Linked DNA regions of Homo sapiens: all the other regions are linked to region 2. Evidence: chromatin loops called from intact Hi-C (ENCODE). Cell type or tissue: CD4-positive, alpha-beta T cell. All regions are shown on one strand. Links, peaks and the distances in the headings refer to the core of each region. The heading gives the core; the rest is flanking DNA.

Region 1 (11,252 bases), core at 1,156-9,155, 100 kb after region 2:
TATTTATCAGTAATAAACATGCTGAAATGTCTATATAAATATATGCAATGCATTGCAGTTTGTAAGTATAATACTACAGTGCTAAAATAATACTTTAGAATATTAACATCAACTGGTTGCTTTTTTATTTGATTTTTAAAATTTAGTTATTAAAGATTGAAGTTTTATTTTTAATTTCCTTTTTTTCTCTGGGAAGGGGTTCCTGGTTCTTTGGAGGGTCCATGGTGCCAATGCTATGTTCCTTTGTCTTTTTTAGCTAGGAAAAGTAGACCAAGAGTTTTACAAAGATAGTGACCTGTCCCTAGGAGTCACCATCAATGTGTGGGGAAGAAAAGTGCTCCTTTATGACTGTGATGAATTTACGAAGTCTTATTATAAGTCTAAATATGGAATTGGTAAGTGATACATATGTCAATTAAAAATATTTTTAAAATTAAATTGTTTGTTCCCTAATTAAGATTTTACTTTGGAGTTTCAAATGCTAGGCTCATAATAGCTACCACTTATTGTGCATTTGCTATCTTCCAGCCGTTTGTTGTCTTATATATTCCTAACAATTCTCTATGGATAGGCTCATTATCCCCATTTTAGAGGTGAAAAAAACCGAGGCTTAAAGGGGGCTCATTTGTCCAAGGTTATACAGTGAGCAAAGAGTGAGCCAAGATTTGAACTTGTCTGCCTGATGCTGGGGGGGTAAATGTTTTGGTTTAGCAATCGAAATGGAAATCTGAATGCTTTTCTTTTCACTTACTTCTTCTTACCACAATGGATATACCTAATTGAGTTATTGAGGGAATTCTCTTCTGCTAGTTTGCTCTACCTTTCCTGGTGAGGCTCAGCCAGGTTTTAAGCTTCTCTCTTCTCAGATATTAACTCCATTCCAGTAAGGTTAGTTCAGTTCAGAATGAAAATGAGTGATTGATTAAGCACCTACTATATGTAGGTCACTGTAGTAGACTTAGGAGATAGAGTTGTGTAAGAGGTTTCTAGGCTGGAAGGGGAACTGAGACCTGCAGCGAGTGACACCGTGTTATGAGTGTCTTGGAAGCTGGCGGAGGATGTGACGTGAAACCTAAAGCATAAACCCTCATTTGTTAAACTCCCCTCTACCTGAGGCTCCAGGTACCTGCTGCTGCTAGGAATTGATGGGACTTGCTGACCTCCCAGTTTGGTACTGGAGTTGGGATAGTGGGTACTTAGTCCTGTACTTCTTTCTGAACCTTGGAGTATTCATATGAACACACTTCCCCGAGGGGCAAGATGGAAGCCAAGTGCAACCGCAGCTTCTTGAAAGACAAGGTGCTTTGTCACTAGAATGAGATGAAGCCATGTTATGTGTCTTGTTGTCCGCATTGTGTAGTATTCCTGGCCTTCTGGGAATCTTTATATTGTGAGAGAAGGCACATCAAGTACACAAGGGGGTTAGAGTGAAAAAGGCTTACAGTTTTACTCTTAGGTTCATTAGGGGAATTTGTTGCACTGCATCTGCATGCCAGATTAGTCAAAATGTATGGGCCCTACTGGGGCCAAATTGGTGGCCTCTTTTTATTTTCTAAAATTAGTCCCCTTCAGTGGACACAGTTGGGCATATTTGCCTTGGGGACTGTGGACAAGAAGCAGCCAGGAATGTGCAGGTGGCAGCTGCTATAGAGAAGCTGCTGGTGGCCCCTAGACTGTGGGAAAAGAATTTGGCCTTTAATAAATGTAGATGCCTGTTTGGAATCCGTCTTTAGTGTAGAATGAAAATTTAAATGTATATATCAAGATGAGTCACCAAAAACCGTAACTTACACCTGATGATTACCTTAATATAAAGGATGTGGTGTTCCAAAGCATTATATGATTCCTTAAACATAAAGTCTAACTTTTGGTTGATGTTTGTCTGTCAGCTTGGTGAGAATATGAAAGTTGCATTTGGGAAAATGAATGTCCTACTGGTGGGACTTAGTATGTTGTTAGGGTCTTAACGGCTTCTCTAGAAAATTTTTTGAGGCAGTGTGAATTCCCTGGTGTGCTCCAAATCGAGCCATCCTGGGTAAATGTATCAGCTTCAAATGTCCTATGGTCCATTTCAGTCGAGTCCTTGTGCTAATTTCTTTCTGTTCACTTCTTTTGTTCACTCCGTGGACTAATTGTATTATGTAAAAAAAAAGTAGTCTGTGCCTCTAAAGCTAATATAACATGAGCATTATGCATTTAAACAGAAAATTATGCAAATGCAAAATTATGATGCATTTCATAGTCACACTGACTTTTTATATTTCTCATAACATATGTTAAAATATCCCATTTAACAGACACTATTATTACACAACATTTCTTGTGTTACAACAGTGTACTTAATGTAAGTAAAGACTAGAAATTATATCTATGATGAGGTGGAGGGGAGAATGAATCAGTGTTCTCTGATAATCTTTGCATTTGCTTTTCCTGATTTTTTGGTAAGGTTAAATTAATATCCTTAATGTTGCTTAGATACAGTTATTTCTGCCATTTTAATTTTATTTATAGTTCATCTGGTCTCAGCAATTTTTTAAATTGACCAAATTACATGCGTTATGTTTTGGTATCCTTAAAACCCAAACCAGGACAAAGTCCCATCAATCATTGTGGTTCTGTCAATAATTGTGGTCACATTTCCTCCTTTGTCAATAATTGTGTTCAGTAGAAAACCTGGGTATCTCCACTGTGCAGCACGCAGGAAGGATCTGACAAGCAGCAGCAACACAGCTAGGGGCGTCTCTAGCAGGAAGTCACGGGAGATTTCTAACGCAGTACGCCGCCTTGGTGCTTTAGTACCTTCTCCTGTGTAATGACACCCCAACATATTTTGGGGGAGAAAAAATGGCAGACAAAGAGAAGGAGTTGGCCACAGTCCCAAGAAAGGTACATGGATAACCTTTCTATTTATGTAGAAGTGGAGGGCTTGCTAAAATTCCAAGAGACATTTGAGCTCCTGTGTAAAACTCAATCTCTTAAGATGATTCCTTCATACATTTAAGGATTCTAAGGAGAAGGTGATTCCATAGATTTCTTCTCTTTAATAGTGCAGTGGGACCCCCTCCATCAGACAGTTTGGCCATCCTGCTGGCCCTGGCTTGCCTGCCAGGCTGTAGCATGTCACTCCCTCATTATTTTATGTGAATGAACACGGTCCGGCAGATGGAGGTCTGTTGATCTTTCCTATAGCATGAAGGTTGAAAAAGGCTCTAGGGGTTCCAGCAGGTGTTTCTTTCACTAAAAGGACAGGGATCAAATGTAAACTGTTCTTACGTAGGAATTTCTGCTTTAGGTTATTATTTGTCTATCAGTGGACTTTCTTATTTTTTCTTAGTGGCTGGGACAATGAAACTAGTAACAAGATTGTTCATTCTTGTTGCTGTTGAACACTTATTGGGCTATGCTTAGATTCAACAAAAATCTTAAAGCACCTTTAATTTTGTGGAGTCATTTCTGGCCATCTCTGAATTTTTAGGAACAGCAGGACATTTAAGATGAGTGTTTAATGATTATTTGAGTGAATTGGACACTTAAAATTGCACCAATAGGATAGAATTGGCTTCTGGTCTCATCACATGGCCCTGATGGACCTAACAATTTTGTTTCTTTTGCTTCCCCTATGAAATGAAGATGGTTGAGATGGGAGGATTCTTAAAGATTTTATAGCTCTAACATAATGTGATTCACGAATTTAGGTTTCATTGAAATCATTTGACATGGGTATTGAATACAAGCACAAGTGGATTTACCTTGAAGCTAATGAAGCGTAATCTTTAGAGGTCTTCCTTTCCAGGGGTCCCAATCCAAGGCCCTGGCCTAACTTTGTCTTAGTAATTTGACATTCTTTGCCTAGAAGAGCTTTGCCCAAATTATTTAAGCTTCCAGCCTCCCAAAACCTGTATTCATCTCTAGGCTACTAGAACATAAGCAGTGAACGTTGAGGTAACTGAAGGCTTTTCCCAGTAGTCTTTCCCACTGAGATGGTGAATAGAAAATCACCACGAAGAAGCATTAAGACTCCTTTGTAATATGTATCATCTGTCTGCCAATTTGTTGGAATCTAGTCAACCATGGATGGGCATTCAATATATATATGTTTTGACAAGTCACTTGGAATTAGAGGAATCAGATAATTAAAAGACATATCTGTCTCAGGATCTAGCAGAATGCCAACTTGAGACATTGGGGAAGATGCTTTGTACAAAAATGTATACTTTTTCATTTATTCAATGAATATTTTTGAACACCTAAAACACGCAGGATGCTGGGATGATGGAAAACCAAAGTGAGGAAACTTGTCATTCAGCTGTGAGTCCAGAGCTTTGTGAACGTATGCAAATTACCCAGATAAATGGGATTTAAAGTTGGATCTTGAGCCAGAGTTTCCAAAAAGATGTATGTGGTGGTATAAAAGTCAGGCATGATGGAGTGGAAAAGTTCTCAGCTTTTATACACTAGATGGCACTGTGGGTGCAGAGGAAAGCTCTAAATTGGTTCTTTTGTTACTTAAATCTGTTGCAAAAATTATATGGTTGAGAAAACAACAGTGTGGTATAAGCCCTGTAATTCTAGGGGGAAGTGTAGAATGCAGTCCTAATTACTTTGAGATTCAATATGTGTCCTCTTTTGGTTAGACTGCTTAGATTGGTATGTAGAGTTGTATGTATATGTCTCCTGTTGAAAGAAACTCCTCAGGCCCAGATTTTTAAATAATCACATACAGCTCTCCTGCCATGGCTATGATGTTCTTCCTGAAATGAAAGACCAAACAGTGGTGTGTTAGATGTAATGGTTAGCAATGATAGAGTCTACTGCAATTCTGCCCAATTCCAAGATTTGAACTCTCCTCTTTATTTCCAAGACTTTTCTTTAAAATCACCATAAAAATAGCAATAGTTGAAGCTCACAAGTCACTTCTGTACTGGCACACTGGCTCCCCCCTTTCACTGAGTCACCTTTATAAACATGTCTGCTGTAAGCAGTCTCTGTTAGGATGTAACAATACTCTTTTGGGGATTGTTTTTGGGGAAATTTCACACAAAGGCTGCTAGGAAGTCTAAGGACATATGAAAGCTGAAAATGTTTTCAACAAGAGTTAGAAGTGGCCTCAAGCCCTTAGCCTTTTGATCATCAGTTAAAAAACAAAACAAAACAAAACAAAACAAAAACCAAACAACCACCTTAATATTAAGAGTTAGGTTATCTTGGATGAAAAATTGATCTCCATTTTCTCTTCCGGAGGTGTGCACTAAAATTTGTACTCTTCCTCTATGGGAACTTTGACAGTGGAAAAGGAAATATTTGCTTATGTAGAACTCCTTTCATACAGGATTGAAAACACCTATGTCATACTGAAGCTTGGGGAAGAAGTAGAAAATAGATTCTGTGGGAGTTTGTTTTGTTTTGTTTTAGGAAAGATGTGGCATCTTTTTTTGCCATTTATGTTGGGGACAAACACAGTGACTTGGATAGACCAGGTCAATATGTTCCTTGCTCTGGAGAGCACGGTTGCTTCTGAGATTGTACAGCCTCGCAAATGAGTACCTGAAAGCTCCTAGGCTATTACAAATATGTTACCAGCTCTCTCTCCACCTCTCTTTCCTCACAGATGATAAGTATATAAATAAAATCAACAGTATTTACCGCGTAGCACTCCCTTGGAGAGAGTAGGCAGTTGGCTATTTTAAAAGTTTTTTCTTTTTCTGTTTTGTTTGTTCGCTTCATTGCATTTGAGTGCAATTGTAGTCTTTTCTTGGGCTTAACAAAAGCTACCTGGGGCCGTGGCTGGTGAGAGGAAAGTTCTGTTTTGGTGTTTGTTTTTGAACTACATAGGGAAGTACTATGACCTGGAGTTACTTTGGAGGCAATGGAGGGTACTCAAATACAGGGTGCAGTAGGAGGAGATGGTGGATGGGGAAGGATAAAGGTGAATAGTCAGGAGTAAGTCCTGTTTGGAAAAGAATTTTATTAGTGAGTGTTGACTGAGATAGGAGAGGGCTAAATTACAGGTTAAAATGTGGAACGAGTGGCCTAAAGTTTCAAGTTTGAATTTTCATATTATTGGAAAAATCAGAGGAGAACAAAAAATATTCAGAAATGGGAATGTGATGACAAAATATAAACGTTTACTTATTTGACATAGATTCTTTTTTTTTTTTTTAACTTTTGAACCAATGGTGATTATTAAGTGAGTTCCATGGTTTTTGTAAACATGATTGAAAAGTACTCTCACAGGATTTTGCTGTTTTGTTTGAAAGAGTTTAAAATAGTCTACAAAGATCTCCATGTTCATCTTGAAAACATAACAAACCTTTCAAAACAGCCATAATCAGGGCAAAAAAAATATTGATGTTTTGTTTGCCTTTGTTTTGTTCTAGAGAACTTTACCTCAGTTTCATGCAAGCCTCCTTCTCCTCCTCCAAAAATAGAAAGGAAATTTCCACCTTACAACGGTTTTGGTTCTGAAGAGGATTCTCTCCGTAACTGCATAGACCTCAAGCCCACACCTCATCGGAGGAACTTCAAGAAGTTTATGGAAAAAGACAGGTGCTTGAGGGAACCATGATTTTAGTCTGATCTTTCCCAAATGTGTTTGGGGTTTATAACATAGTTCTCATGACGAAACAGATGTCACGCAGCTCATCTAATTGCAAGTCCAGGGAGACATTATTATAGGCTTTTAATGAGGTTGATTAACATGCACGTATTAACAGGTTCTTACCTGAGTGCTTATTTTAATAAGTATCATCTGGAGGCCCCTAAAGTAATATTATCTCTAGTCTATGTTGCCTTTCCATATCTATCTATATATCTGTCTCCCGAAAATAGGAAAGATGTAGAGTAGGAGTTAACAAGCTCTTTCTTAAAGGGTCAGATAGGAAATATTTTTGGCCTTGTGGGCCATACGGTGTCTGTCACAACCACTCAGATCTGCCTTTGTAGCGTGAAAGCACCACAGACAGAATGTAAATGATTGTGTGACTGTGTTCCAATAAGACTTTTTTTATGGACACTGACATTCAAGTTTCATGTAATTTTTACATATCACAAAATATTACTCTTATTTTGATCTTGCCAACCGTTTCAAAATGTAAAAACCATTCTTATCTCAAAAGTCATATAAAAACAGGTGGCCTGGTAGATTTGGCTCACTGACTGTGGTTTGCCAACCCCTGCTATAGAGATTTCAAGGATTTATACGTGTTTTTAAAAGTGTTATTTGGTGATTAATGTTGTTTTCACTTGAGAGGTTGGTTGAGTTCAGTAACCATAGGTTTCTCACTTGGCTGAATATAATTTTAAATGATGGACTTTCAGAAGTATTCCTAATAGACATGGAGAAAAACCTGCCTGTAAATCATGCATATAGAATGTAGACACTGCCCTCGGCTACTTTTTGCTTCTGCAGGGAGAGCAGGCCCTGGAGAAAGAAGTCAGGGGAAAAGTGGTGGGGAAACATTGTAGGTGCTTGAATAGGATGTGGGCTAAGGGTTACAGTCCTGTGTGAGGGAAATAATGGATAAGGAGATTCTGGGGAGAAGCAGTGATAAAGGGAATGTGGTAAGTCTAGGAGAAGGAGAAGAAAAAGACATCCTGAATTTCATAAAATTGATTGGGGTCAGGTGCTGTTGTAGCACATTTGAAGGAGAGAGAACAGTAGTTATGTTGTATCTATAAAAGTGGTAAAAATTGATTAAGAATTATATAGAATGTCTTAAAGTCTGCCTTTGCTATGACATGATGTCCTTTGTCTTTCTAGAAATAATCTTTTACTTTTAAGGATTTTAGGGTTCTATTTTTAAGTTTTAGATTTGATGCTTCTCAGGAGTGGTCCCTGTACTTTTTAGAAATGCTAATTATTGTGTCTCCCCCACCCCCAGACTGACTGAGATAGAAGCTCTGGGGAAGGGGCCCAACATTCTGAATTTTCTCAAGTCTTCCAGTGGATTCTGAGACACACCAGTGTTTGAGAACCACTGATTTTTATCACATAAGAGGGTTGCCAGCTTATACTCTGTCCTCCCTTATCGAGAACAGTGTTTAGGTGAGGTTCCAGGGTAGGACTTTTGATGGCTAACTGCTGTTTTTAAGGACAGCCACCCGAAGGAGGCGGGCAGGAAGAATGTCCCTATTGTAAAAGGAGAGGGAATTTTTCTTATAAGTAAACAAGATGAAATATTATCCAGGGTGTTGTTTCTGGAACCCAGGGGAAAACCGTTCTTTGTGAGTAGTTGACTTAGTCCCTCTTTCTGTCTACACTGGGTAAACTTGCCCACAGAACACTGACTGTAGATGGTATTCCATGTTCTTTTCATGTTGTCCTGGCTGGAGAATGGTAGTATAGGCACAAATGTCTCTCATTTTGTTCTTTCTGTCCACTGCTCAATCTGTGCCAGGAATACACTTTCCTCAAGCTCTTCTCACACAGGGACCATGTTTCCATAGTAACTAGCACATTCGGCTGGAGACTTATAGATGAGTTTGAATAACCCAAGGTTTTAAAACTGTAAGAACCTAAGGAAGATGATTTCACAAAGCATACAAAGAATAGTTTTTTAAAATACAAATAAACTGTGAATTGAGACATGGAATTGTACATGACACATTGATTATATATATATTGCTATTAAAAATGTACTTGGTGCTATTATTATGAGGTTAATGCTGATCTATGAGTCATTGGAGGGAATAGTTTCAGATTAAAGCATATGAGCTTTTGATGGATATAAAGATCTTCTTTATTATCTGGGTAGATATCACTGCGGTAGCCTGCTGGGCAGATTGTCTAGTCTGAGGAGGGAGAACCAGGATAATATCTTTCTTGCTGCACCAGGCTGAATTAGTTACTCTGTTCTTTGTGTGCCCACAGTACTCTGTTGATTATATTTCTAATAATAATATTACTACTATTACTGATTACTCATAATAAGCCATTAGTGGTTACTATGTGCTATGTTACAATACTTAATCTAATTTAATCATCAAATCCTTGGAAAGTAGATAATGTTATTGTACCCATTTTTTACATGAGAAAACTGAGGCTCAGAGAGGCCATACAACTTCCTCAAGGTGACACAGCTAATTTTTAGCTGAACTAGGAACTGAACCCAGGGAAATCTGACTTCTGGAATTTACCTGTCTTTCGACAGAACCTATACATATAACAGTGCATCTTAATGACTTGTTTATGTAATTTGTGGGCTCCTTTTAGACCAAGAGCTCCTTGAGGGCAGGGGCCAGCTTTATTGCTTCCATAAGAGTTAGTGCTGGCTATATATTTGGGGATCAATAGTTTGTCTAAGAAGAGAAGGAATGGATGAAGAAGTGAGCAAATAGAATAAATGTTCACTCATCCAGTTCTTAATCATGGATAGAAGAGACAGATGACTTCTCACCAGGAGGGTTATTATACCAGACTTGTGCCAGTCATAACCATATAGCATCCAAAAATTCATGGTTTAATCTTCATCTCTGTCTTGTTACAGATATTGTCCATCTGCTGTCCCCACCAGTCATTTTTTTTCTTCTTTTAAAAATGTTTCCCCATTAATAAAAATAAGCCTTCATGTGTGTTCCAACCATAAGACTCTATAGCTCTAGATATATTTGAGGTTTTTAGTAGGTGTATAGCCCTGGATGAGCCATTCATTATCTTAGTGAATAACTAGTTCTTGAATCCCTGCTGTGTGCCAAGCAGTGTTCTGGGTGTTTGTGATACATCAGTGAACAAAATAGACACCAAGGCCTGCCATCGTGGAACTTATATTCTAGTTCTGGGAGGTGGACCATCAATTAATACATAAGTAAATTATGAAGTATTTACAAGATGTTAAGTACTGTGAAAAAAATAAAGAAGGTATTAAGTTGCTGTGGAAAGAATAAAGGCAGATTGGGAGTATGGGGCTGAGGAACATTCCTGGTTGCAATTTTAAATAGTGTGGTCTTGATGGACTTTACTGAGGAGAGGAAATGTGCTCCAGGCAAAAGGAACAGTCGGTGTAAAGGCCCTGAGCAAGAAGTGTGCTTGGGATGTGCAAGGAGCATCCGGGAGGCCGACATGGATGGAGTAGATGAGTAAAGAGCAGAGCACACAGAGAGGAGATGAGAGTGTATGGGGGACTGGGTACACAGGGCTCTACAGACTGTTTAAGGATGCTTTTGACTTTGAGTGATAAGGGGGCCATTAGAAAATTTGAGCAGAGAAGTGACTTGAGCTGATTTTCTTCTTAAAAGAATCATTCCAGTGTAGTGTTGAGGGCAGACTATAGATGGCAGTGGTGGAAATTAAGACTGGGTAAGAAGCTACTGCAGTAGTCCAAGAGAAAAGTTTTGGTGGCTCAGATCTGGGTGAGCGCAGTGGAAGTGATGAAATTAATTAGTGGATCCTGGAATTATTTTGAGGGTAGGGCCAGTGGGATTCCCTGACAAACTGGATATGAAGTATGAAAGAAGTGAGGAGTTAAGATGACTCTCAAGATTTGGGCTTGAGCAACTGGAAGGGTGGAGTTGCCATCTACTGAGATGAGAAAGACTGGAGATAGGGTAGGTTTAGGGACAAGAGTAGAAGTTCAGTTTTAGAACCAGTTAAGTTTGGGATGTCTATTAGATATCAAGTGGCAATACCAAGTAGGCAGTTGGATACATGTGTGAGTATAGGGTTCAGAAGATAGGTGAATGTGGATGCCATCAGCATGTAGATGGTATTTAAAGCCATGATACCAAATTGTATTAAAGCCTTGAGATTGGATGAAATCACCAAGGGAGTGAATATACCTAGAGCAGAGCATGACCAAGGAATAAACTCTGGAACATCCCCAATTAGGAGCTTGGGGAAAAAAGGAGGAACCAACAAAGGAGACTAAAAAGGAGCAAACAAGGAGGTAGGAGCACAACCAAGAGAATGCTGGATCCCGGAAGCCAGTGAAGCAAGAGTAACACTGAAGGAGTGATCATTTGTGCCAATTGCTGCTGATTGGTTAAGTTAGATAGGCACAAAAAATTAAGCATTGGAATTGGCACCGTGGAGATCATTGTTGACCTCTACAAGAGCAGTTTAGGTAGAGCAAACCTAATGGAAATGGATTCAAGAGAAAATGGGAGAAGAATTTGAGGTAATGATTTTAGATAACTCTGGGCTGTATGTAGAAAAAGTTAAGACATGGCTTCTTGACCTAGGAACTTATAATTTGTTTGGGGACAACGGGAATAAACACATTTTTAAAACAACCATCCAAGAGTAAAAGTCTATATAG
Region 2 (11,252 bases), core at 1,448-9,447:
CCTGTCTCAAAAAAAAAAAAAAAAAAAAAAAAAAAAAAGAGAGAGAGAGAGAGAGAAAGATTCAGAAAATATGATTAAGTGTAGAGGTTATCCAAGCACAAAACTTGAGGATGGCCACTGGGAAAGCACAGACTCCAAACGAATAGCGTCAGTGGTTTTAAAATGGAGAAGTTAAAGTTTAAATTATATAGGCAGAGACGGAGATGATCCAGCAGGATTACATTTTCCATATAAGACCAGTGCACATGCGCCACAGTGATTTGATTGGTTGCAGATTGCTACATTCCAACGAAGATTACTTTATTACTCTGTGAGGAGGGGTAGTGACTTGAGTCAGGGGTTCTTATCTCTGGAGCTATTTGGTCTTAATTATTTACAGGAAAAAGAGAAAAAAAGGCAGAAGTTGCAGCTGCATGCCTTGTGACCCAGGTTGCATAGTTAGAATCCTCTCAAGGCTCAGGGTAATTTAAAGTTCCAACAGATTTAAGTTTGAATTATTTAATTTTACAATATCAGCTTAAAAAGTGAAAAAAAGAATAACAAATGAGTCAAAAGAAAGCACAAGGAAGAAAACAATAAAAGTAAAAGCAGAAAAATAGTAAAGGTTAAGAATAGAAAGCAGTGGGTCAAATTAATAAATAAAAATTGTGGTTCTTTGAAAAAAGTAAGAAAATATGTAAACCACTAGCTAAATTAATCAAACTACTAAAGGGAGAAACATATTTATACAAAACAAGACAAAGAAGAAATAGGCCGGGTGCGGTGGCTCACTCCTGTAATCCCAACACTTTGGGAGGCTGAGGCAGGCGGATCACGAAGTCAAGAGATCGAGGCCATCCTGGCCAACATGGTGAAACCCTGTCTCTACTAAAAATACAAAAATTAGCTGGGCATGGTGGCGGGCGCCTGTACTCCCAGCTACTTGGGAGGCTGAGGCAGGAGAATTGGTTGAACCTGGGGGGTGGATGTTGCAGTGAGCCGAGATTGCGCCACTGTCCTCCAGCCTGGCGACAGAGCAAGACTCTGTTTCAAAAAAAAAAAAAAAAAAAGACATAATGTGGAATATGAATAGGCATGAACAAACCAAACTGTTTTGTAAATGAATAACATAAGCATTCTAAACAGGGAGGGGGGCAAAAGCCTAAGTAATTTTTGAGCCTAATATTTTGACTGTGTACATTAAGACCAAAGAAAAACACTGCAAGCAAATATTGAACTCTAGTTACTAGGTTTGTCTCTTGTTTTACAAAGACATGAGTTAGGTGTTCTGAGGCTGCTTTCAGGGTCTTGTAGTATAGAGCAAATAAGTAAATACAGTTGTCCCTCAGTATACACGGGGGATTGGTTCCAGCACCTCCGAATATACCAAAATCCTTGAACACTCAAGTGCCATGGTTGGCCTTGGAGAACCTATGTATACAAAAGTCAGCCCTCTGTATATGTGGGTTTTGCTTCCCACCAATATTTTATTTTATTTTTACATGGCAAAGTTGCAACAGTCAGCACAGCAGAGAAAGGGCTGTCTGCCCCACGAATAATTTTAAAAGTCTGTGTATAAGTGGACCAATGCAGTTCAAACCTGTGTTGTTCAAAGGCCAACTATATTTTGAGGATAATGGGAATGAGATTTCTTACAGCTTGAGCAGAGCGTCACCAGTGCAGAAAGGGGAATACCAGCAGGGACACTATTATGTTGATTGGAATTGGAGGTATGAGCATAAACTTATGACTTTTAATATATCTTTTTCTCTGTATATCTATATCTTCATCTTTCTATCTGTAGACAGAAACTTGGCACATTTCACCTTAGCCCAGTGATCAAAGAGAACCTCATCATTGATGGTAAAAGCACATTATGTGCCTGTTCCTTTGATGAACTAGAAGGACACAACAGTCCTCCTGTGGCGTTCTTGTCCAAAAGCCATAAACTGAATCTCCTCATGAGGAAACATCAGTCACACCTAAATTGAAGAACATTCTACCAAATACTTGGCCTAGGCTTTTTTCTTTTCTTTTTCTTTTTCTTTTTTTTTTGAGATGGAGTCTCACTCTGTCGCCCAGGCTGGAGTGCAATGGCATGATCTTGGCTCACTGCAACCTGTACCTCCCAGGTTTAAGCGATTCTCCTGCCTCAGCCTCCTGAGTAGCTGGGATTAAAGGCACCTGCCACCACGCCCGGCTAATTTTTGTATTTTAGTAGAGATGGTGTTTCGCCATGTTGGCCAGGCTAGTCTCGAAGTCCTGGCCTCAAGTGATCCGCCCGCCTCGGCCTCCCAAAGTGCTGGGATTGCAGGCGTGAGCCACCACGCCTAGCCATGGCCTATCCTTTTCAAAAATATCAAGGTCACAAAAGACGAAGAAAGATGGAAGAACTGTTCCCAATTAAAGGAGAATAAAGAGACATGACAACCACGAGACATGACAATCAAACACCATGTGTGTTGTTGCATCAGATTCTGGGTCAAAACAAATTATTTTTCTTTTTGCTAAAAAAGGACATTATAGGCCAGATGTGGTGGCTCATGCCTGTAATCCCAGCACTTTGGGAGGCCAAGGCAGGAAGATTGCTTGGAGCCAGTAGTTTGAGACCAGCCTGAACAACATAGTGAGACCCTTGTCTCAACAAAGAAAAAAAAATTAGCCGGGCATGGTGGTGTGTGCCTGTATTCCCAACTACTAGGGAGGCTGAGGTGGGAGGATCGCTTGAGCCCAAGAGGTAGAAACTGCAGTGAGCCGTGATTGCACCTGGGTGACACAGCAAGTCCCTGTCTGCAAAAAAAAAAAAAAAAAAAGGACATTATTGGTACAATTGCAAAATTTGAATATGTATTTTAGATTAGAAAATAGTATTATAAGGCCGAGATGGGATTGCTTGAGGTCAGGAGTTCGAGGCCAGGCTGGGCAACATAATGAGACCCCATGTCTACAAAAAATAAAACAAATTAAAATAGCTGGGCATGGTGGCACATGCCTGTAGTCCCAACGACTTGGGAGGCTGAGGTGGGAGGATCACTTGAGCTCAGGAGGTGGAGGCTGCAGTGAGTCATGATCATGCCACTGCATTCTAGCCTGGGCAACATTGTGAGACCTTGTCTCAGAAAAAAGAAAACAGTATTGTATTAATATTAAATTTCTGATTTTGATTATTGCACTTCAGTTATATAAGAGACTGTCCTTATTCTTAGGAAATACACACTGAAGTATTTAGGAGTCAAGGGGCATGATATCTGCAACTTAACTCTAAAATGTAAAAGATATATATGGGGAGAATGACAAAATTAATGTGGTAAAATATAAAACAATTGGGGAATCTGAGGAAAGGATAAATGAGAGTTATTTGGACTGTTCTTGCAACTTTTTACTAGCTTGAAATTATTTCAATTTAAAAAGCAACAGGGAATTTTAAAAATGTTTGTAAGAACATGTAGGAGAATAACTGTTCTTTTGGAGTAGTATAAGATTTTTGAATTCACATACAAAACACCAAACAGGCCAGGTGCAGTGGCTCATGCCTGCAATCCCAGCACTTTGGGAGGCCAAGGTGGGTGGATCACTTGAGGCCAGGAGTTCGAGACCAGCCTGGCCAACAAGGTGAAACCCCGTCTCTACTAAAAATACAAAAATTAGCCAGGTGTGGTGGTGCATGCCTGTAATCCCAGCTACTCAGGAGGCTGAGGCAGGAGAATCACTTGAATCCAGGAGGCGGAGGTTGCAGTGAGCCTAGATCACATCATTGTACTCCAGTCTAGGTGAGAGAGTGAGATTCCATCTCAAAAAATAAAAAGTAGAATAAATCAAAAAACCCACCAACCATAACTGAAAGAATGATATATTTGAGTAAAGTAACAAATTTATGTACAATAAAGAACTCTATATAAGTGGAGTTAAAAGACAAACGACAATGAGAAAATATTTGCTATGCCTCGGATTAGTATCCAGAATATCTCTATATCTATCTATCTATCTAAAAAAAAAAAACTACAAATGACCGAAGAGAAAAATCTGCAAAGGATATGAATAGCTGAGTCACAGGAGAAAGTAACAACCATGGGAAAACATGACCAACTGCTTAGGGAGAATTAGGGAGAAACAAATTAAAATAACAATAGTATACCATTCACACTTATTCAGATGATTATCCAAAATTATATAATTTGGTAATACCTATTGTTGAAAGGATGAACGGGGAAGGGGACTTTCTTAATTGGTTTATCTGTCTGTAGATCATCTAGCAAAATCTAGTAAAGATGAAGCCATGCACTCAGATATGTACGTAATTCCATCTTTCAGTATGTGCCCTAGATCATTGCCAAAGGAACAGGCAGAGTCGCTCACTGCAGCATTGTTGGTAACTAGTGGAAAATTGGAAACAATCTAATTGTCATCAACAGATGAGAGCAGATAGTTAAACAATTTGTGGTATAATCATACAATGCGTTTAAAATTAATGAACACTACATGTGTCAATGTGTAGAAATCTCAATAACAGAATTTTATTATTATTATTTTCAAGACAGAGTCTTGCTCTGTTGCCCAGGCTGGAGTGCAGTGGAGCAATCTCAGCTCACTGCAACCTCAGCCTCCCCGGTTCAAACGATTCTCCTGCCTCAGCCTCCCAGTAGCATATTAATATTCTACTAATATTTTTAGTAGAAACGGGGTTTCACTATGTTGGCCAGGCTGGTCTCGACCTCCTGACCTCTTGATCCGCCTGCCTCGGCCTCCCAAAGTGCTGGGATTACAGGCATGAGCCACCGCGCCTGGCCTCAATAACAGAATCAGGCAAAAAAAGCAAGTAGCAGAAATTTAGAGTGTAAAATTTATAAACACAGAAGCAATAATGGATATTGTTGATGAATAAAAAAGGAGATACAGTCCCTGCCCTGGAGGTATTTGGGGGCATTTAAAGAAATGTCAAGTAAACAGGTAATTACAATGTAGTAGGATGAAAGCCACGATCAGAATAGACACCAAATACAGATGGAGGCGGCAGGAAGAAGGTGAAAGAATATATTGAAGAAATGGCAATACCTTCTATGCCCCACTCCCACGCTGGCCTCAAGTCCTGAAAGACAAGAAGGGGTTACTTATGTGAAAGATAGGAAGGAAGGGTGTTTCTAGACGATAGTGTTATTTGCAAAAGCCCCAAGAGGAGAAACCGCAGAGCCTGATTTAGAAACTGCCAGTGGTTTCTCAGAGCTGGAGTAGATGGAGGAGGGGGCAAAGAAAGGGATGGAGGGCATTGGTAGGTGCCCTCTGACAAAAGCTCCTCAGACCAGGCTATAAGGAGTTTCACCACCTTCTGAAGGCGGCGGGAAGGCTAGATTATTGAAGCAGAAGAGTAACAGCTGCACCATGAATTATAAAAACGACGGCTCTGGAGGCAAGATCAGTTAGTTTTTTGTGTGTGTTTGTTTTTCTTTTTAAAGAAGAAAACCAGGCAAGAAACAATGGGATCGCAGCTGAAATAGACGAGGTGGTGACTGAGAGAGAGCATCGAGTCCAACCTTTAGGGCTTCAGGGAGGGATTAGACGTAGGTGTCGGGAGAGGAGGTTCCTGGCCCGGCTATCTTGGGGTGAACGATGGAGTGACAGGGGTTGCGATTTGTGACACCTGACTCCGCCCCGGCCACCCCTGATTGGGCCTTACAAACGTTTAGTTCAAATACAAAAATGGGCCGGACACGGTGGCTCATACCTGTAATCCCAGCACTTTGGGAGGCAGAGGCGGGAGGGCTGCTTGAGCCCAGGAGTTCGAGATCGGCCTGGGCAACATAGTGAGACCTTGTCTTAAAACAACAAACAAACAAACAAACAACAAATATAAAAATATCCAGAAGAAAAACTGAAGGCGGTGGTTACCATTACAACGCGTTTTCGTCAGGGTATATGTGGCTTTAGATTCATCTTGAACGTTTTAATTACAAAATAAAAGCTGATGTCTATGCAACATAGGAAAATATCGACTTGTGTAACATCTCAGTGAGCACACGGGCGTCATATTACTTTCTGTACTTTGCTGTGTGTTTGAACCACATAGCAAAAAACTGTTGGCGACAAGAATTGGAAAAGCAAGAAAGTACAAGAAAGGCTTTGAGTTCTATAAGGGGGTTAAACCAGAAAGCGGCGGGGGCAGGGAACAGTCAATCTTTGTGTGTGCACACTGCGTGTGCAGAGAGAAGACTCCTCAGGAGACCAGGACCTGGCTGAGTGTGTGCGGGGATGAAGCGGGTGGAGGGGAACTGGGGCTGGGGAGGAGGTACGCGCCGCGGAGGTGTCCCCCGCCCCCCACGATCCTTCTCGCCAACCCCCCGCCCCTCCTCCCTCCGTGACGCCGCTTCCCGTCTCCAGGCAACGTGGGGGCCAAACAACACGGCCGGGAGGCGCCGCTGCCTGCCGGGCCCTCTCTTCTGGGACCCTGGATTTTCGGACACTGAGCGCCATGGCCCTGCCTCTGCTGCCGGGCAACAGCTTCAACCGCAACGTGAGTAGGAAGGGCGTCCGAGGTCACAGCTCCCGGCTGGAGTCTGGGGTCCAGGCAGGGTCGTGGCGTGGCCACCTCCGCAGACTCTCCTGGAGGCCCCATGCTGCTGCCCTGGGTTGGTGGCAACTTGGACCAAACTTTATAGGCTGCTTCTCCCATCTCTCCAGCTGCATCTGAATGTTTTTCCTAATTTAGAAATATATAGAGAGAGTCCTTATAGGTGGCAGGACCCTCAAAGGTAACAAATAATAGTGACGATAACCATTGGGGGTTTAATGTGTGCCAGGCGCTGTGCTTTAATCACCTTATGCAGCATCCAGTGTCCCAACAGCCCTTTGAATTAGGTAGTTTTTATTCCCAGTTACTATTGAGGAAACTGAGGCACAGAACCACACAGTCTCAGTGGTGAAGCTGGGTTTCTTTCAAGCAACCTTGTCTCCACAGCTCAGGAGCCTAATCATTATCCCCAGTATCCTGTGTGAAAAAAGATACCGTTTCAATTATCAAATTGAAGAAATCTGGCACTTATCAAGAGGGGTAGGTGGCAGATAAGAGTTCTATCAGCCTGTAAAGTTTACTCCCAAACTTTATAGAGACAGGCACCCAAACTTGGAGGGATTTTTTTTTTCTCTATTTATAATTGGGAGGGGTTCATTTCTTTTTTTTTTTTTGAGACGGAGTCTCGCTCTGTCGCCCAGGCTGGAGTGCAGTGACCCGATCTCGGCTCACTGCAACCTCCACCTCCCAGGTTCAAGCGATTCTCCTGCCTCAGCCTCCCGAGTAGCTGGGATTACAGGCGCCCGCCACCACACCGGCTAATTTTTGTATTTTTAGTAAAGATGGGGTTTCACCATGTTGGCCAGGCTGGCCTCGGACTCCTGACCTCAAGTGATCTGCCCGCCTCGGTCTCCCAAAGTGCTGGGATTACAGGCTGAGCCACTGCGCCTGTCCTGGAGGGGTTCATTTCAAAAGAAGATGAACGTACAGAACAAAGCAACACAACACAAAAAACCCTGAGCATGAAAGAACTTTTGCCAATAAATAGCACCTCATTTAAACGACAGCAGGAAAATGATTCAGGCTTTTGTTTATACTGGTTACTACCCTTCACTTGGGTCAGCCATCTGTGTCTGCAGGAGAAGCTAATTCCCAATTAGATGGGAGGGAATTAGATGGAGCCACTCAAGGCAATTGTGTAAACCTTTGATAACTTTAGAAAGCAGGCAGCAGATTGAAGTATTTGGCTTTATGGTTTCCAAACACTGTCTGTATCTAAGTTGTTGGCCCTGAAGTACAAGTTTTTTCTTTGTAGCTTCACGCCATTGAATTCTGACCCCTACACGTCTGGTCAGTCCAACTTTGAACACTGATTTGTGCATTTCTTGGTTGATGGGCAGAGGCTGGCCTTCCAGCATAGCATTGCCCTTTGGTAAGTTTAAGCCAGTCACGCAAACAAGAAAGGCCCCTGAGAGACGGGACATGAAAACAGATTCCAGAAGTAAAGAAGCATGCTGTGTAAAAGTAATTTTAATAAAAAATGAAAGTAAAGCCTACAGCTTTTTGCCCAGCAACACTCTGATTACCAGTGCCTGCCTCCTGCAGAAGTATCATAGCTCTCACGTGCAGTGATTAAGGATGGGAAGGAAAAACAGTGGATGGATGAAATATTAATAAATCTGCAAGGTTCTGCGTATATTTTTGCTTTTTAAAAAACTTTAAGATCATGAAGTACAACACATATACAGAAAGATGCACAATGGATGATCACAAAATGAATATCAAGAAATTAAATATGGGGGCTGGGCGCAGTGGCTCACGCCTGTAATCCCAGCACTTTGGGAAGCAGAGATGGGAGGATCCCTTGAGCCCAGGAGTTCGAGACCAGCCTGGGCAATATAGTAAGACCTCATCTCTACAAAAGATTGAAAAAATTAGCCAAGCGTGGTGGCACATGCCTGTAGTCCCAGCTACTCAGGAGGCTGAGGTGGGAGAATCATTTGAGCCTGGGAGGTCGAGGCTGCAGTGAGCCATGATTGCATTACTGCACTCCAGCCTGGGCAACAGAGCCAGACCCTGTCTCAAAAAAATAAATAAAATAAAATATGACCTGTTCTCCAAAAATACCACCCTTGACTGGGGTTGCCAGATTTAGCGAATAAAAATACATATCTCAAATACTGCATGGAACCTGTTTATGGGAAAGGATTATTTATTGTTTACCAAATTTAACTGAGAATCTTGTATTTTATGTGACAACTCTACCTATGAACCTTTCTGTTCATTACCCCATCTCTACTCTCCAGATATAACCACTGTTCTGGCTCCTATCACTATAATTAGGTTTTGCTTGCCTTTGAACCTTTTATCAATGGAAATGTTTGGTGTTTATTCTTTTGTGACTGGCTTTTTTAGCTCAACAGTATGTTCGTTAGATTTGTCCATGTGGCTGTCTATAGAGGTAGTTTGTACATTTTTATTACTCTGTAGTATTGCATTGTATGTTTTTCACATCATTTATATATACATTTTACTCTTGATAAATATTTGGCTTGTTTGGGGTTGTTAAGAATAGTTTTACTGTGACTATTTTTGTTCATGTTTTTTGGTAGGATTGCTAGATCATACAGTATTCGTATGTTCAGCTGTAGTAGATGCTGTCAAAGTGATTATACTACTTAAATTCCCAACAGCATTTTATGTTCCTGTTGCTCCACATTCTTTCTAACACTTGGTATTGTTAGTCTTTTAAATTTTAGATATTTTGGTTGGTGGGTATAGCAACTCTTTGTAGTTATAATCTGTACTTCCTGATTCCTAATGAAATTGAGCATGTTTTACACGTTTGTTGGTCATTTGTATGACCATTTATTGGTCACTGCTTTTTTTTTTAGACGGAGTCTTGCTCTGTTGCCCAGGCTGGAGTGCAGTGGTGCAATCTCGGCTCACTGCAACCTCCGCCTTCTGGCTTCAAGCGATTCTCCTGCCTCAGCCTCCCGAGTAGCTGGAATTACAGGCATGCGCCATCATGCCTGGCTAATTTTTTTTTTTTTAATTTTTAGTAGAGACGGGGTTTCACCATGTTGGCCAGGCTGGTCTTGAACTCCTGACTTCAGGCGATCCGCCCGCCTCAGCCTCCCAAAGTGCTGGGATTACAGGCGTGAGCCACCGTGCCTGGCTTTATTTGTATGACCATTTATTGGTCACTACTTTTTTGTGTAGTACTTACTTATCTCTTGTCTAATGTTTACTGGGTTGTCTGCCTATTTCTTAGTGATTTGTAGAAGTTCTATATAAATTTTGGGTATCTTCTTGTCTGTGATTGGCCTTTTCCTTCTCTTAATGATGTTTTTGATGAATAATTTTTGGAAAAGATCACTCTTTCTCCATGTCTCTGCAGAGCCACTTTGTCAAAAATCAAGCATCCAGCTACGTGTGGGTCTATTTCTAGACTCATGAATATTTAAAACATTTATTTACTTTATGCCTGAGAACAATGGGAGTGTGTGCGTGCATGTGTGTATGTGCGTGTGTACTAGAGAATGACAGTACCTTGGACTCATTCAACAAATCAGTATTTATTTATTGAGTATCCTAGTATATGCCAAAATTAGGTGACTACATTTAAAAAATTGTTACACTAGCCTTGGTACTAAATGTACTGTGTGTTGCCCACAAATTAATATTTTAAAAACTTGTACTTAGTTAAAAGATTGGATGTTCTCTGGCATAGAATGGTTAGAAAGTCAGTAAAGCCATATCTGGCCTTTTAGTCTTGCCCTTCCCCCCTCCCCTGCTTGCTGAATTAAATTACCAAGTGAAAAACCTTGGCCTCCTGTAGATAGCATAATTACTTGGCTGTTTGGATTTAAAATTATAACACAGCTAACTTTTATTGCTTTTCCATAGAATTGAAAAGGAACTTATGTGCCCCTTACTTAGCTGCCAGTGGTCAGTCAAAAGCAATAGATTGATTTCTGTCCACGGCTAGGTGATACGCAACCTGTATTTCTCTCTCTCAAATACAAGAAGTATGGTGCCTTCTAAAATATGAACATTTGTACCTCTGATGACATTACAATTATTTTGATATGAGTTGAAAACCTTAGGGAAATATCACAACTAAATTCTAGATACACTGTATCTTTTTTCCAACAATTTCCATGCTGAACTTGTATTGAGCAAGAGAATCTTGGGCATATTATCAAAATTGAAAATATTAAAATTAAAAGGGACATTTCCAGCCAAAGCCAAAAATCCTTTCTGCAGTATTTTGGACAGATGGTTGTGTGGCCCATCCTGATCCTGAGTGTCTCTAATGAATGATGAAGAGCTCACTCTTTCTGCTTTTTTTTTTTGGAGATGGAGTCTCGCTCTGTCACCCAGGCTGGAGCGCAATGGCGCCATCTCGGCTCACTGCAACCTCTGCCTCCCAGGTTCAATCGATTCTCCTGCCTCAGCCTCCTGAGTAGCTGGGATTACAGGTGTGTGCCACCACGCCTGGCTAATTTTTGTATTTTGAGTAGAATTGGGGTTTTACCATGTTGATCAGGCTGGTCTCGAACTCCTGACCTCAGTTGATCCACCCGCCTCAGCCTCCCAAAGTGCTGGGATTACAGGCGTGAGCCACCGCGCCTGGCCGCTCTTTCTGCTTTTAATGAAGCTACCTTGCCACCATCTTAGGAGGGTTTGCTGTAAATAGCCCATCATCTAATTTGTAGTGAAGCAAAGTCCTCCTTAAGAAAAAAGAAAACATATTTGAATTTGCAGC
Region 3 (11,252 bases), core at 1,060-9,059, 79 kb after region 2:
CATGCAACCTCATTAAGTGTGCAGAGGACTTCCTTCAATGCTCATGAGATTGAGGTTTTTCTTAGAGCATGGCTTCATTGTGTCTGGTGGTTGGAATAATGAATTTGGAGCCAGCCAGCATTGCCAAGAAGTATTTGTTGGATGCCTATTCTGTGTCAGGCACTGTGCTATGTTTTGGGAAAATGGACAAAAGGACTGAGTCCCATCATAGCCCTATCTCATGGAGTAATAATAGGCCACCAGATTGGAAAGGAAAGGGAGCAAGGCCACCAGTCCAAGAGTTTTGCAATTGTTCAGGCTAGAAATGCTGAGTGTCCAAACCAGGACAATGATGGTAGGAATAGAAAATTGGGGAAGGATTTGAGAGACATTTGGTTGGCAGAGTTGATATGCATTGGCCAGTGATTAAATACAGAGAGTGAGGAGGGGGAATATCTAATGAAAAAGTGCCTACCTTATCATTATCTCATTTAATCTCCTGATGACCATCTAAAGTAGTTACTGTCACTGTCAGCTTTTACAGAAAAGGAAACAGGCTTAGGGAGGTAATTTGCTCAGTCTGTTTTGCATTGCTCTAAAGGAATACCTGGGGCTGGGTAATTTATAAAGAAAAGAGGATTATGTGGCTCACAGTTCTGCAGACTGTACAAGAAGCATGGCACCAGCTTCTGCATCTGGTGAGGCCTCAGGAAGCTTTTACTCGTGGTGGAAGGTGAAAGGAGAGCAGGCGTGTCACATGGCAAGACGGGGAGCAAGAGAGAAAGGAGGGGATGCCAGACTCTTGTTAACAATCAGATTTTACGGTAACCAACAGAAAGAACTCACACATTACTGCGAAGACAACACAAAGACATTCATGTGGGATCCACCCCCATGACCCAAACACCTCCCAGCAGGCCCCATCTCCAACACTGGGGATCACATTTCAGCATGAGATTTGGAGGGGACAAATATCCAAACTATATCGGCCTCAGAGGTCTCTGTGGTTGAGTCATGATACCTTTATAAAGCCCAGGAGCACAGAGCAAGAAACAGGATTGGGGTTTGAATCTGGGGTGTGTTTCAGGGCATGAGGCCTTTGAAGGGGTGTTAGACATCTGTGTGGTGATGCCCCTCCAGGCAGGTACAAACTTAGGATGTGTTTTCAGGAAAAAAGTCAAGACTAGAAATGGAGATTGGGAATCAGAGGTGCCCAGATCATGACCAGGCTATTCTACCATGTTAGAGGAGAGCCACTGGTGAGGTGATGGAAAGATAAAGGGAATTCAATTTAGTGTCTCTGCTTGGTTTTACTAGTGGTGGGAAAAGACGAAGATTAGTATGAGGAGGTAATATGAACTGTCCTCATTGTTCTTTGTGTTCCAACTGATACACTATCCACTCCCTGGCCATTTTATTTGGTGAATTTGGCCTAATGGTAAATCTTTCAGGAAATATGGAAATACCATAACATTTTAAAAACAGGTTTTCACAAATTTTAAGGTTAAAAGTATGACATTTTATTTTACAAAGGGACAAGAGGTTTTAGATTCTTTAGGGTCATTTAAAACATATAAGGCAGTTTTTAAAGATTGGCAAGAATGCATTAGAAAATGGTTGAAGATTATTTAAGAACAAAGAATTTACAATTTATAATTTTTGTGGACATCTATTTTACTTACGTGTATTTGATTATATAATAGTATTGCTGTGGCAAAAAGAAAAAATTTCTTACAGGTTTTCACCTAAACATTTTGTTCTGATATTCCCTCACTAAGCTCTGCTTATTTTCTGATTACTTTCCCACCATGACACCAAACTTGCACAAATGATAGACTGGAGGTCACAGGACACCCCAGGCCTGGGTTAGTGACTTGCATTATTGTTTTCATTATTACCTTTAAAGTGAAAGCTCATAATCCTATAGCTCACTGGCCCCTGTCCAGTTCATCTTAGTTTTATTAAACTATCCAAGAAGAAATATGAAATGTAGCTTCTTTTAGAATCTTGGAAAGGCTTTTATTAAGACTTCTCAATTCTTTCAGACTCTTGATTTCAAATCTCACATAGGCAGATTCCAAAGGCAAGCTGAAGATAGTCATAATGATGTACTTGAAAATCATTCTTGTGTAAGGAGGGAGGAATGCTATCATAAAGTCTCAGAAAAAAAAGACCTGAGTAAAAGACAACTTTAAAGTCTCTGGAAATTTTCCGAATTTTTGATTGGCTCACTGTGGTCAGGACATTTCCCTGTGTGAAGACACAGCTCAAGAGTTGTGTATAGAATACACAGTAATCACGCTGCGTAATGACATTGAATTTGTCAGCAGAGTAGAGAAATTTGGAAGGCTGTAGCAAATCCTGTAGAAAGCAAACATGAATAACCACTCTGTCACCAAGCTTTGTTTAGAGAGAAACCAGTCTCTTGAAATATTTAATATGATAATTCTTGTTAAGGAAGGTCTATTTGGACTGCAGATAGTTTGAAAAATCATTTAAATGCCTTCTTCAAGCTTTTCTAAATTAAGTGATTGGAAAAAAGAAAACACTTAATGAGCCAGTGGTTCAGACGTCAGTGGGACAGGGTAGGTAGTGTTTCTTTCAGTTGTGACTTGAGTGGCCCGGGCTTGCTTTCCATGCATCTGGGCCCTGGGAAGAGGCAAATGGTCAAGATTAGGTGCTGTGCAGTGATGGCGTTCCTGTCACTTCCATAGGATTTTGATATTTTCTAGATGAACTTGGAGGTCAGATGCACTTGTTTCTTGTGTGACCATTTGGAAATTAGTGCAACTGGAGGAATTATAACCCTCCCCTGCTCCCTTTTGGTTGCCTCTATTATCATGTAATTTTTTAGGGTGGGGGGAGTTTGGAATCAGCCAGAAACAAAAGAGGCATCCATTAGCATGGTACCAAAATAGGCATTCATGCAGCTTCTAATCAGAACAACATATTTTTAATATTCACAAGTTCTTGTTGGCAAGGAGATTTGTGTGTGTTATGAGTCAAGAAAGCCAGTATTGCACTTCAAGGCTTGCTTTCATTTCTTGCCAGGACATCACTCTCTTTTCGGTTAGATGTGTTATATTTACAGAACGTGTTGCTTTTCTGCTGGAATGTAGTTAAAACAACATTATATCAAGCCAAGAATGTCAGAGGTTAATCCAGTAGTTTTACCTCTAATTGTCTAACAGAATAATTGTCAGTTAAATACACCAAGTCCAGCCTAATCTGTGCTAAAGAAAGGATAATGATTAGAAATGTGCCGTGATTTTCTGGTATGGTCTATACCAGTTGTTCTCAGTTGAAAGTGATCCTCAGAATCTCCTAGCCCACCCCAGAATTTTTTCTTCTGTAGACATGGGGTCAAGAACTGGCTTCCCTATGATTCTTAGTGCATCTTGGTTGAGAACACTGATTTCCACTAATGACTTGTTTTGGCCCCTTAATAAGGTAGTATTTCTCATATATATATTTTTTAATACTCTAAGATAATCTGCTTGATCAGGCAAATGTAATCACACAAAATAGAAGTCAGTCATTCATATGCCATTCACTCTTATTGGGCATGTACTATATATAGGTATTATATCCCATAAAGTGGTGGAGGGGTGGTGGGAAGGTTGCCAGATGAAGTATAAGATACTCAGTTATATTTGAATTTCAGGTAAGCAATGAAGTTTTTAGTATAATTATGTCCCAAATATTGCATAGGACATAGTTATACTAAAGAATTTGGCTGGGCATGGTGGCTTACACCTGTAATCCCAGCACTTTGGGAGGCAGAGGCGGGCTGATAACTTGAGGCCGGGAGTTTGAGACCAGCCTGACCAACATAGCAAAACCTCGTCGACTAAAAATATAAAAATTAGCTGGGTGTGGTGGCACATGCCTATAATCCTAGCTACTCAGGAGGCTAAGACAGGAGAATTGCTTGAACCTGGGAGACGGAGGTTGCAGTGAGCCGAGATCACACCACTGCACTCCAGCCTGGGTGAAAAAAAATTAAAAAAATTTAAAAAAAAAAAGAATTCTTTGTTGTTTATCTGGAATTCAAATTTAACTGAGCAGCCTATATTTTAATTTGCTAAATCTGGTCACCCTAGAGGGTGGACACTGGGGAGAGAACCAGGTACTTGAGGGATTAGAGGAGGAAAAGCCAATATCCACTAGAGAATCTGGCATTTGAATGGTACCTCAAAAGTTTCTCTAGATAAAGATGGAAGAGAAAGGCAGAATAGTCAAAAGGAGCAACATGAGATAAAGTGGTGGGACAATAAATTGGGAAGTATTTGGGAGCAGATCATAGATTGAATAGGGAAAACAGGGCAAGAAGGTGGTCATGCAAGAGGACATTAAAGCATCTGTTATTTTGGTGCTTTTTCAATAGCTAAGGGGGAGATGCGTAGGGTTACTGTTTCTTATTGTGAGCAGAAATGTGGAATTTTTAACTTCTTATTCTTTTGCTGCAAGGTGAGTGCCCGGTTGTGTATATAAAAATAATTATTCTTGTGAAACCGAAACTCTAAAGGTGACATTTTAGAAAAATAAAAGTAAAAGTATACAAGTCATTTTAGTAGAGGAATATAGTAAGCACAAGAGGAAGAAAAGACACTCTGTTATGTGTGATTGTGGTTAAGCCTCTTAGTATTTTTAGGGCACAAACTTGTAGATGTGATGATAAGTGGCAATTGCAGTTATATCTTCATTTACCTAAGAAATATCTGCCTTTAGACTTGGATGTACTCTAGGCCTGCAGCATTACTAAAATGAAATTAACATACTTAAATTAAAATAGAGGTGACCCAGGTGCAGTGGCTCACGCCTGTAATCCCAGCACTTTGTGAGGCCGAGGCAAAAGGATTGCTTAAGTCCAGGAGTTCAAGACCAGCCTGGGCAACAAAGCAAGGCTGTCTCTACAAAAAATAAAAAGTTAGCCAGGCGTGGTGGCCATGCCCGTAATCTCAGCTACACGGGAGGTTGAGGTAGGGAGGATCGCTTGAGCCTGGGAGGTTGAGGCTGCATTGATCCATGATCATGCCACTGCACTGTAGCCTGGGCAATGATGTGAGACCCTGTCTCAAAAATAAATAAATAAATAAAAAATAAAATAGAGGTGAGAGTTTGGAGTCTTAATTCTGGAAGGTGAATTCCAGAAAAGTAAATTTAGTGGTATGAGCAAAGATCTAAGGCAAGTCTCAACTGAATAACATGAAAACACATGAAACATAAATGGATATATGGTCACTTTGATCTAAACCACAGGGAAATGTTAGAAAGTTAAAGCTTGAAGAGCATAGCCAGATAGCAGGGCTTTTACAAAGGAAGAGAAATGTAAAACATGAAGATGAGGAAAAGCTGGACATGTGTCCCAATAGTCTTTATTGGGCAGTTAAGATAAACTCCTGAAAATTTAAAGGGCAAATATGGTGCTTTAGTTGTTTTTCTGTTTTGTAACAATATCTTTATTTATCTACCTTGATGATTTCACCTGCTCTTCAATGTGGGTCAAGGACATGGTATCCTGCCCATTTCTTTGATATCCCAAAACAAATTCCTGCTGATGGAGTTTCTGCCATTTATCGTGGAAGACTAAAAACATAAAAATTCTGATAATTAGAAATTTTAATTCTCAAAGGACACAGTTGAGAAATCCTATGAATATGTTATTGAAAGCTCTCATGTGCAACTGTACATTTCAAATGGCCCACCTTGGTTTTCTGATTAATATGGAATTGTGACGTTAGATTTTTGGTTATCAAAACTTTACTGTTAGTGTTAGACCTGCCTTTTCTTTCTAACTCATGGGTGTTCAGGATTCTTTTTTGTCACCAAGAAGAGCTTCCCTGGCCTTTTCTGAGAAGCATCTAGTGAGAGAAGTGTAGCGGCTAAGAGAAGGAAGAGTTGGGGGGCTTGAGATCTGCAGGCTCCTGGGAGAGGCAAGTCAGCTGGTGGGGCAGGCCCTGCAGGGTGCATTGCCATAGCAGTGGGTGGGCATCTCTGGAAATTTCCCCTTCGAGGAGAGAGGCTGTTCTTTCGGAAGAGCAGCTTCATCTCTCTTTTCTTTTCATGGTGGCTGGTAGCTCTTTTATCCATTTCCATCCTGTTATGCCTATGGCTCTTCCTCCTCAAGTAATATGTAGCTGCAGTACAGTGAGATACAGCTCAGTGCAAACTATGGAAAGTAATGGTATTTAGTTAGAGTCTGAAAGCCCAACTTCAAGATCTTTTACTGCCATTTGTTAGGGCATGACCTTGGGCATGGCATTTAACCTCTCTGAGCTTTGGTTTTCTCATCCTTAAACTGAATATTCATATTTCATGTATTATCTGCCTTATAGAATTATTGAGGATTAAATGAGAAAATGTAAGTGAAAGTTTATCCTAGGGCTATGATGATGATTGTGATTAGTATTATTTAAAAGCCCAGTGGGTGGGCCAGTTTTTGCCACCTAGAAAAATATAGGACTCCTATTCAAAGTCTTATGGAACAAAAATCATCGCTAACTTGCTTATTTGAATTTCTATAATGAAGTAAAAATGCAAGATAGATGGAATTTTTGAAGAAGCTCCTGACTGTTGAATAATTCTTATATATTTTAAAAACTGTCACAATATAAGTATTTTTAAAGTAGTATATAATGGTTCCTGAAAATACCTGAAATGCCCATCCTTTTATACATGTTTAAGTATGCAATTTGTTCTAAATGTCTAATCTTGAATGATTAAATAATTTGCATACTGTTTTCAGTGCTATGAATTAAAGGCTAATTGAAGTATAATTTTTTCACAGTAAAATTGTATCATCTTTTATGTAGTACATTTAAAAATATTCTAGGCCAGTTCTAATTTTATAGTTTTATTATTTTAATTTAATGCACCAAGTAATTAAAAATTGCTGCAAAGAAAAGAAGCTGAAAATGATTTTAGGTAATTTCCCCTCAACAGAGTGAAAAGATGATAAGTAGAATAATGGAAGAGAGCCCAACACAGTTCCTGGCACATAAAGATATTCATTAAATATTCCTTAATGAATAAGCAATGACTAATTTCTAAGTGTCTCTAGACTTTGAGAAAAGGCACCATTTTCAGTGCTGTATAAAATACAAAGAAGATAGGTTGACATCTTTATATTAAAATACCTCCATGCAGAGTTCCCACAAGCCAATTTTTATTGAATCATTAGATCTGCAGTTTGTTCTGCTTTCCTTTTCTCTTTGTTCTTGGAGTAGATTCTCAGGCCTAAGTCAGTTACAGATATTGAGAGACAATTCTCCATGGTATCATGCATTTCTGTATCTCTTGTAAGCAGAGGCACTGACTTCTCTTTGTTCTGGACTATCTCTTCAAGGATGTTTATATAGCAAGTAGCTGTGGAAGACAAAAATAGTCTCTCCCTCTGGAGCAAAGTATAGGTTTGCTTATAGCGTTGGAAGATAGAGGCTTAGTGTCTCCTTCCAGTCTAATAAAGATAGTAGCTCCCTTGGAGATAAAGAGCAGGGATGCTTATTGCTAATTATAGAAGATTTGGGTTCCCTAAGCTAAGGGTTACTCTCCTGTAATGTAACCCACTGCATGTACAAATGTTACCTGGCCCTTACTATGTCATCCTGTGGGAATTGGGGCTTAGGAAACTGGAAAAAGAAATGCTGATATTTAGGCTATTCTTACTGCTGTTGATTAATAAACTGCCTTTTGTCTCTGACCAAGGCACCTCCTGTCTTCTACCAGCATCCATGAAACTATGGAAGGCTAACTTCTCATCTTGCAAGTAGGATAAAATCTCAAACCCTTTTTTCTTTTTTTCAAATTCTTTTTTCTTTTTCTTTTCTTTTCTTTTTTTTTTTTTTTTTTTTTTTGAGACAGGGCTTTGCTCTGTTGCCCAAGCTAGAGTACAGTGGTGTGATCATGGCTCACTTTAGCCTTGACCTCCTGGACTCAAGCAATTCTCCCACCTTTCAGCCTCCCAAGTAGATGGGACCACATGTGGGCACCACCATACCCAGCTAATTTTTTTTTAATTAATTTTTTTTTTCTTTTGTAGAGACAGGATTTTGCCATGTTGCCCAGGCTGGTCTCGAACTCTTGGGCTCAAGCAATCTGCCTGCCTCGGCCTCCAAAAGTGGTGGGATTACAGGCATGAGCCACCATGCCTGGCCCCTAAACAATCCTTAACAACAGATTGCAGCAATATTTGGGTAACTTGGCTGGTATGGTGTGGTATAGTTGGTACACTCATGTAGGCAAGGAACTCTTTTACCTCCAGTGGCTGACCACTCTTTTGGATATACGTGGGACCCTGGGAACATATTCTCAAGAGGAGAAATGAATGGGCATCAGGGTTGGAAGTAGAAGATGGGATGAGATCTAGAGCTTTTGGCCCAGAGCACTGGCTAGAACTGTGAAGCCTCTGATAACCCTCACTTGAGGTAGTGCTTGGGTGGAGGTGGACAGAGGCTATAGAGGAAGGAGGAGGAAAAATAGGTTGATAGAGGAAAGAAGATTCCATGAAACTTCACAGCAGCCAAAAGTGATTCATCCTTATTGAAACTTCTAAGTCAATGTTGGCACCTATCATTCCAAAGCTTACTAGCTTTTTTTTTTTTTTTTTTTTTTTGAGCCATGAGTACACATTTTTGTGAGCATTCTGCATTGGTGCCTTAATGCCTGTTGAGTGTGCTCACATTGAGTGCTTGCTGGTGGCTGAATGTGAGCAGGCTTGTTCTAGGAAAAGACATGATGGCAGCGTCTGGTATTTTTCGTCATTCTGCTTATGTCCCCTGTCCTTCATCCCCCATCCTCACCCCAGTCTTTATGGTTTATTAAAATACTTCCCAAGCACCACTTAGGCAACTCTAACCACATGCAAGGCTGGCCACAGAGCTCTGAACCTCAGAAATCTCAGCTCATTCTGACTTCCTCAGAGTTGGAATGTACTAATGCTGCTTCCTAGAACGAGTCCTTTGCCCAGTTTTCTGTTGCGGGAAAGTATTCAGGGTTGTTAGTGAATGTGCTGTATCTTCTTACTTGTTAGCCACATGATAAAACAGTTGTATTTTCTTTCATGCCATAGGGACTTCTATCCGGCGTCATCGGATTACTCTTCCGCCTCCTGATGAGGATCAGTTTTATACTGTGTATCATTTTAATGTCGGCACAGAGGTTGTCTTCTATGGCCGGACATTCAAGATTTATGACTGTGATGCATTCACAAGAAACTTTTTGAGGAAAATAGGGGTCAAAGTGAATCCCCCAGTGCAATGTCCAGAAGATCCTTACATGAAGATTCGGAGAGAGGTAAGGAATTGACGTTTGTTGAGTTCTTGTCTTCAAAATAAAAATCCCTTTGGAAAGTCAGTAAAGGGTGTTTGTACTCCTGATGCAGATGTGAAAGAGCTTTTAGAGCCATAGTTATTCCAGTTTTGTTCTTCTTTGGGCTAGAGGGAAGGCTGAGTGTTAGCCACAGAGCAAGAATGACTTCCTCACTGCCTCACCCCAATTCTCTCTGTAGAGACTCTCTCTTTCAGGCAGTAGGAGTCTTCAGTGAACTGCACAGGTGAGACAGATTCTAGGCACCCACAATTGACTTTGTGGTCACTGATGGTATATGAGTTGTATCCACATTTCCTTGGCTTGTGTTTTTGCTTTTTAGTTGTCTAACTCTGGCTAGAAAGATCTTTGCTTCTATACTAGTGATTTAGTGAAGCAAGCCTTGGGTACACATTTTTTCTTCCTCCTAGGAAATTCCAGGTCCTCTTAGGATGGCATTGGATGCCAAGATGCTCTGGAAGAATAAGGAAGACCATGATTCTGATATACCCCCTTTAGGAAAGGATGTTTATGTACAAGGTCTGACCCCAGCTAGTGTAAGGGAGTAAAGACTCAATATTTTTAGTATTATTTTTGTCTTCCTATTTTTTAAACAGTCCCTGGGCCCAAATTTTGTTTTCCAGAAGAATTTGAACACTCAAAGGGGGGTGGAAGGTGACAACACCCAGCTAATCTCCTTGCTGGGACTGGATCGCAAATGTCTTGACTCTTACCCTGATTTCCATCATTGTCACTTGTTTCCTTTTTCCTTTTCTATTGAAGTGTGATTACACACAGTAAAATACACAGAAATTAAGTGTACAGTTGGATGAGTCTTAACAAATACACGTACCCCTATAACCTACCCCCATATTGAGATGTAGAGCATTTCTCTTCCCCCAGAAAGTCCCCTCATGTGTTTATCGAATCGATCCCGCTCCCCACCACAGACAACTGCTGTTCTCATTTCTATACCCATAGATGAGTTTTGTCTGATTTTTATTGTTTTAAAACTTATGATTCATTTCCTTGCAGAGAGGTAACAAAATTTAGAACAAAATTCTCTTTTGATTCTGTTTTGATCTCTTTTTAAAAGCCACTTGTAGGATCATTCATCTATTCCTGCCTCCCAGCCCCAGCAGAATTATTCTTTAATGTTGTTGTAGGCATACAGCCCTCTGGAGAAATATATATATTGTTGATCCTGGAATATCTAAGGTGAAATGCCTGTATATTGATGTACAAAGGGATTTTTTTTGGTTTGGATTCATTTTTATTTTTTCCAAATGCCCTGGATGAAAGAGTCTAGATAAATAGAAAGAATTTAGAACCAGCAGAGAGAACTTGAAGGAAATGGATCCAAATGAATTGCCACCCTTTGCATATGGCTGCAGTCATTCACTAACAGTTGTTGTTATATGATAGTGATTGTGAATAATGATGGATTATATGAAAATGCGCAGAGCACTGTGGGATTTCATAGGTTTATGAAGAAAAAAATTTATGTATATTTAAAATTATACTTTAAGTTCTGGGATACATGTGCAGAATTTGCAGGTTTGTTACATAGGTATACACCTGCCATGGTGGTTTTCTACACCCATCAACCCATCATCTACTTTAGGTATTTCTCCTAATGCTGTCCCTCCCCTATCCCCCCACCCCCTGACAGGCCCTGGTGTGTGATGTTCCCCTCCCTGTGTCCATGTGTTCTCATTGTTCAACTCCCATTTATGAGTGAGAACATGCAGTGTTTTGTTTTCTGTTCCTGTGTTAGTTTGCTGAGAATGCTGGTTTCCAACTTCATCCATGTCCCTGCAAAGGACATGAACTCATCCTTTTTAATGACTGCATAGTATCCCATGGTGTATATGTGCCACATTTTCTTTATCCAGTCTATCATTGATGAGCATTTGCGTTGGTTCCAAGTCTTTGCTATTGTGAATAGTGCTGCAATAAACACGTGT

The links. Hi-C counts contacts between places; a loop is a spot of excess contacts. Peaks named below come from ENCODE experiments on the same cell type or tissue, not always from the same donor. Only the 100,000 strongest peaks of a DNase experiment are listed, where the experiment ranks them.
Region 1: a loop joins it to region 2, with 4 times the contacts of the local background. A loop is called at or near these places in 8 of 110 quality-filtered maps.
Region 3: a loop joins it to region 2, with 2.3 times the contacts of the local background. A loop is called at or near these places in 3 of 110 quality-filtered maps.

The regions. Positions count from the first base shown.
Region 1 is chrX:44,237,415-44,248,666 of GRCh38, reverse strand. EFHC2 (EF-hand domain containing 2) reads left to right here. Exons shown (of 15, transcript NM_025184.4): 7 at 257-395; 8 at 6,378-6,546. Among named protein-coding and RNA genes, the nearest start is that of EFHC2, 100 kb to the left of the region's middle. In CD4-positive, alpha-beta T cell, for the core only: CTCF peaks have their summits at 2,747, 4,267 and 4,469 (motif pointing right); DNase peaks (open chromatin) are centred at 2,736 and 4,466; H3K27ac peaks cover 323 bases.
Region 2 is chrX:44,338,779-44,350,030 of GRCh38, reverse strand. It overlaps EFHC2 (EF-hand domain containing 2), which reads left to right and starts at 6,359. Exons shown (of 15, transcript NM_025184.4): 1 at 6,359-6,484. The coding sequence starts at 6,443. In CD4-positive, alpha-beta T cell, for the core only: no CTCF peak of the experiment used is centred there; DNase peaks (open chromatin) are centred at 5,180, 5,630 and 6,320; H3K4me3 peaks cover 1,995 bases; H3K27ac peaks cover 2,183 bases.
Region 3 is chrX:44,259,096-44,270,347 of GRCh38, reverse strand. It overlaps EFHC2 (EF-hand domain containing 2), which reads left to right. Exons shown (of 15, transcript NM_025184.4): 4 at 9,050-9,273. Among named protein-coding and RNA genes, the nearest start is that of EFHC2, 79 kb to the left of the region's middle. In CD4-positive, alpha-beta T cell, for the core only: no CTCF peak of the experiment used is centred there; no DNase peak of the experiment used is centred there.